2 separate regions of the Homo sapiens genome follow, and region 1 is linked to region 2. The links are chromatin loops, found by intact Hi-C in ENCODE. Cell type or tissue: HCT116. All regions are shown on one strand.

What was found. Hi-C counts contacts between places; a loop is a spot of excess contacts. Peaks named below come from ENCODE experiments on the same cell type or tissue, not always from the same donor. Only the 100,000 strongest peaks of a DNase experiment are listed, where the experiment ranks them.
Region 1: a loop joins it to region 2, with 3 times the contacts of the local background. A loop is called at or near these places in 3 of 110 quality-filtered maps.

What each region holds. Positions count from the first base shown.
Region 1 is chr16:89,052,585-89,055,084 of GRCh38, reverse strand. No RefSeq gene overlaps it. Among named protein-coding and RNA genes, the nearest start is that of ACSF3, 40 kb to the left of the region's middle. In HCT116, a CTCF peak has its summit at 1,478 (motif pointing left); DNase peaks (open chromatin) are centred at 1,454, 1,687 and 2,054; H3K4me3 peaks cover 1,486 bases; H3K27ac peaks cover 1,728 bases.
Region 2 is chr16:88,815,236-88,817,735 of GRCh38, reverse strand. All of the region lies in intron 13 of GALNS (galactosamine (N-acetyl)-6-sulfatase), which reads left to right. Among named protein-coding and RNA genes, the nearest start is that of APRT, 4.6 kb to the right of the region's middle. RefSeq lists enhancers at 546-1,045, 1,046-1,547 and a silencer at 1,470-1,579. In HCT116, a CTCF peak has its summit at 1,555 (motif pointing left); no DNase peak of the experiment used is centred here.

The DNA of each region.
Region 1 (2,500 bases), 240 kb before region 2:
TGAGCGGCCCCGCACTCTGAACCTTCCCTTCTCTTCCAGATGAGCTGAGAACAGGCAGCAGCTGCAGAGGAAGGTGGGCTTTGCCCTTCTCCCAGCTCCTGCGCCTCACATCACATGCACCTGCAGCGGTCACAGTGGGCCTCAGACCTCAGGTCCTGCTGGGTAGCCACAGCGGGCCACAGAGCCACCTCCGGGACATGCAGGAGGAGCGTCCAGGCTGAGGGAACAGCCAGGGCTTCGGCGGAGGAGCTCCCAGAACATTTCAGGGGCAGCAAGAAGGCCCGTGTGGTGGAACAGAGTGAACCCAGGGAGGCAGCAGGGGCCGGGTTCCAGGGCAAGGCCACAAGGTCAGCTGAGTAGCCCAGGCCCCTGACCTCCCCAATCCCAGGGTTAGGCCGTACCTCCCAGAGCCTCCTCCAGCCTGGGGCCTGGGAATGCCCAATGCAGAGGAAGACCCAGGGGCCTGAGGTCAGAGGTTGCAGCCTAAATGCAAACTGTGACCAGGAGCAGCCTGGGTGGCACAGAGGGGGCGTGGCCTCGAGGGCGGGATGGGGCAGGGCCCAGGGTGGGACCTGTCAGACACGGGCTGGGAACAGGTGAGGGGAGTGACAGCCACAGGGCAGATGCCACAGGCAGCTCCCCGTTCACTCCCGCAGCTCCCAGCCATGCCCTGGGGGTTAACTCCCCGTTCACTCCCGCAGCTCCCAGCCATGCCCTGGGGGTCGGCTCCAGCCCTGTGTTCCTGCCGCAGGGCACCGGGAAGACGACGAGGTTCTGGGGAGCAGGGTGGCCGCAGGAGCCCCAGCCACGCAATCTGAGGTTCTGGGGTGTCCAGGGTATTGAGGCATCTCAGGGCCGAGTCTCGCGGTCCGTCCCGGAGGGTGTTCCTTGCTTGTCCATTGTGGGGCATTCCAGGGCTTTCTGAAGCTGAGGTTGTCCTTGGTTGGATAAAAAAAAAGTTAACGCTGTGAAGAGCATTGCGGTGCCTGAAAATGCCCAGAAGAGGCTTCTGCCACCAGGCGACCAGTGGCCAGGGTCGGCCGCCTTCAGGCGAGCGGGTGTGAGGGGGCTGGTGACCCAGATGCAACCTGTCCTGGCCCGAGGACCCAGCGCATGGAGGGGCAGGGAGCCATCCTGGAGGGGCCTCACTCAGTCCTCCAGCACCTGCCCGCCCTTCTCCCTGCACCGCACCGTCCACGAGTCACAGGGAGACGGGCCCCCCAGCACCCGCCCGGCCTTCTCCCTGCACTGCACTATTTGCAAGGCTCGGGGAGATGGGCCCCCCAGCACCCGCCCGGCCTTCTCTCTGCACTGCACCATCCGCGAGGTGTGGGGAGACGGGCTTGGGTTGTCTTCTAGGGTGACGTGGTGGCCGTTGGTGGCCGTCAGGGCAGGGTGGCCACTCCCTTGGCTCTTCCTGGCTCCTCGCCCACCTTGCGGAGGGAGCAGCCTCATCCTCAGGGCTCGGACACCAGCTCCACCTCGCGGCGCCAGGTCACTCCATGCAGGAAGAGGAGCTGGAGGCTATGACCGCCGGCTCTGTCCCCAACACCTCGTCTCCCCGATGCCCGGGAGTTGTCACCTGCGTCTCCAGGGTCAGAGGTCATGCATAACCAACATGGGGCTCTTCAAGCAAGGGAGGCGACAGAGACAGCGGGGTCAGCACAGAGCAAGTGCCGGCAACCGCTCTCTAGCAGGAGCCTGGCCGAGGCTCTGTTCCACCCCGTCCTCAGCCTGAGGCTGGCCTTTCACGTCCAGTTGGGATGCCCTCTGGCCCTCAGACGTAGGTCAGGACTCCCGGACTGTGCCCATGGCAGGCAACAACCCCCGGGGTCATCCCGCCAGACTCTCGGCCAGCCCTGCTGTCTTGCCAGCCGCCGTGTCCGCACAGGAGCCAGGGTTGGCACTCGATGAATAAACGCCTTTCAAGAGAAGAAACGCAGGGAGCTGGGTGTGGTCACCGTGGCAGACCGTTGGGGGAGGCGGGGGGCTGGGCAGGGGACAGGGTGGCCGGGGCTGGCGTGTGTCCCAGGGGACCTGGCAGGGGAAGGTACGCCCAATCAGGAGGCTCCTCGATGTGACGTGGATCCGTGTTTCCTCTTCTTCTTCCTGGTGGTTTACGTAAGAGGGAGAGCAATGGGGACGGGCAGGGACAGAGCTGCGGGCTGAGGTTCCTCCGTTCGGCGAAGCCCCTTCTCTCTGCCCCCGCCTGCTCTGGGCTTTCTTGGCTATGTCTGCTCCTGACAGGAGGGATGTGTGTTGCCAGGGGTGGGGGCTTGGCGTGTGTGCGTGTGAGAATATGTGTGTGTGTTTAAAATACAAAAAAAAAAAAAAAAGAAGCGTGCCTATACTCAGCCGCGAGACGCTGGCCAGCCTCCATCCGTGCCAACTCCCCTCCGAGCTGGCACTGGGGACTCCGGAGGCACGGGGAGGAGGAAGGTGCGGGCAGCTTGCGGTGAGGATGGACGCGTGCCACCGACGTATGCCAGCGGCTGCAGGG
Region 2 (2,500 bases):
TGGGGAGCTCCAAGGCCCCTCTCCTGCCCCCCACAAGTCACTGAGGGACAGCAGGGCGCGTGAGAGGGTCCGGGGTCCCCTGGTCCTCGACTCCCACACGGGCAGCTTCTCCTTGCAGGGGCCCTGTGATGACCTCCAAACTCCCGGGCTCTGAAGGCACCGAGGCAGGAACGGCACTGCCCGGTGGGTCCCGGGTGGGCTGGTGGGCACTGTTGAGTGGCGGCGGCCCCAGGGCCCACCTGCGAGGTTCTCATTTGTGCCTCCTTCATGCTGGGCCAGCCCCAGAGACCTTCGCATCAGACCTGATCTCACTCATAGGCACCCACCCAGAGCAGCACCTCCGTGCAGCCTGACAAGACCAGGCCTTGTTCACCTCCAGTAGAGAAACGGCCTCATCACGCCAGCATCGGCCAGAAACACAAGCACAGACGTGCCTCCAAAGTTTCACTGAAGTCTGTGTTCAGGCCACAAAGGATGCGTCGTCGTCTTGTCCAGCCCTGGGGGCCGCAGCAGTCAGGGCCTCTCAGGAGCAGCTTTTCTGTCCCCTGCTTGGGGGTCCCATAGGGTGGCATGTGGACGGCCCAGCCATCCCGCGTGTGCAGTGGCCGCAAAGGCCTGTTTCCCAGCACAGCTGATGTGGGTCCCAGCAGGGCAGGTCTTCACAGCTCCTTCAGATGGGACACGTGCGGCCCTCGCTCTAGTCGGCAAAAACGAGCCACACACAGGTCTGCGGTGTCGCTCCTGGGTGCCCAGAGCCCACCGAGCACAGTGGAGATGGCCGAGCCCAGCCTCGAGGCCCCTGGGCCGTCGCTCACCTGTTTACACGGGCTGGGCGTGGCTGCCCACAGCCCCTGGATCTGCCGCGCAGGATTCGGGAAGAAGGCCCCTCGGCAGCTGCAGACTTCAGCCTGGGCTCCTGCTGTGCGGGCGAAAAGGCCCAGCTGAAGCCTCTTTCCAGGGCCAGACCCGGCTGCAGCGTGGGAGCCGCTGGGTGCCCGCCGTGCCGTGGGAAGGAAGGTGGTGGCTCTGAACAGCCAGGGAGCCACAGCGTGGGCCGGCGGATGTAACAGGAGAGCACCGGCCATCGGGAGCACCTACCAGCAGTGAGGACCATGGAGGGCAGATGGCCTTGTCCCTGCCCAGGGACAGTCCACCCTGCAGGGTTATTTAGGACTGGGCAGGGCAGGGCCACCTCCGTTAGTTGGGGGGCGGGGGGCGGGGGTGCCTGGCAAGTTTCATAGGAAGATATTCAGGGCCCTTCCTTCAAAGGGACCTGGGCAGCTGGCGTCCCCGCCTCTGGACTCAGTGGTGGAGCAGGGAGGTCCCTGTCTCAGGACCCCTGAGTCTCGGGGCCCCAGGAGCCCAGGGCCACCAGCCGTGGAGGAGCCCTGGCCTTCTGCCTTCCACACCCAATCCCACTCCGTGCTGCTGGGTCCTTCTCTACGACCCAGGCTGCAGTGGCTCCACGGGCGCAGGCCACACCTGCCATGGAGACAGTGGGCACAGGGCAGGGGAGGTGGGCGCACACAGCCTGGCTGCCACTGCCATCTCCTGGGCACTGGGGGAACTGCCCCCACCGCCACACCTGTGCTCTCTGCAGGGGGAAAAGTGCCAACTCAGACCTGGCGAGCTGAGCCACTGGGGTCTGAGGGGCCCAGATGCCACCGTGAGCAGAGCCATGGGGGAGATGCACAGACACGCGTGTGAAGCCTGGGGGCCCTCCTTACCCCTTCCCTGCCCTCTGTCCCCGCCAACTCCAGGCCAGCCCCAGGAGAGGGGCTCAGTGGCGTCTCTGGCACAGAGGAGAGGGAGTGTGGCCACCTGGACCCCTGCTTCTGGGACAGCTGAGCGGCCTTTGAGAAATGCAGATCCCCCATCCAGACTCAAACACACCCTGCGGCTGCCTCTGCTGCCCCTGGAGTTTGGGAGCAGCTTCCTCACCCAAACCCACTCCTGCTCTGGTGGCCAAGGGGGCAGGGACACTCATGCGGCATCCCTGCTGCCGCCTAGGGCTGGAGACTGTCCTTAGTACCCTGAGCAGCACCCAGAATCCAAAGTCTGTCCCCGGAAAGTGCCCTCAGGGCCATGCGGCGTCTGACGTGGCACAGAAGTGGCCTGGATGGGGACACAGAACCAAACTGCACTCATTTCAGCCAAGAAGGCTCCTCTTAGCGGCATAAGTCTCCCTTTCTGTTGCCAGGAAAAGTGCCCTCCCATCAAGCAAGGCTTCCGCTAAGCAAGGCTGCACTGTGAGGTCCACACACACCCAGGCGATGGAGGGGTGCGGGCTCCGCTCAGCACCGCACTGAACTGAGCCCAGCAGCGCAGTAGGGACTGGCTTCTCCCTGGGAAAGGCTTCTTGAGAGGCTGAAGCTGCAGGAGAGGGTGATGAGTTGAGAAGCTCAGGGTGGGCCCTCCTGGGAGGACCGCCTGCCCTTTCTAACACTGCTGGCCCTCGGAGGCCCTCAGCCACTTGGCAGCTGCATCCCCCATACCCGGG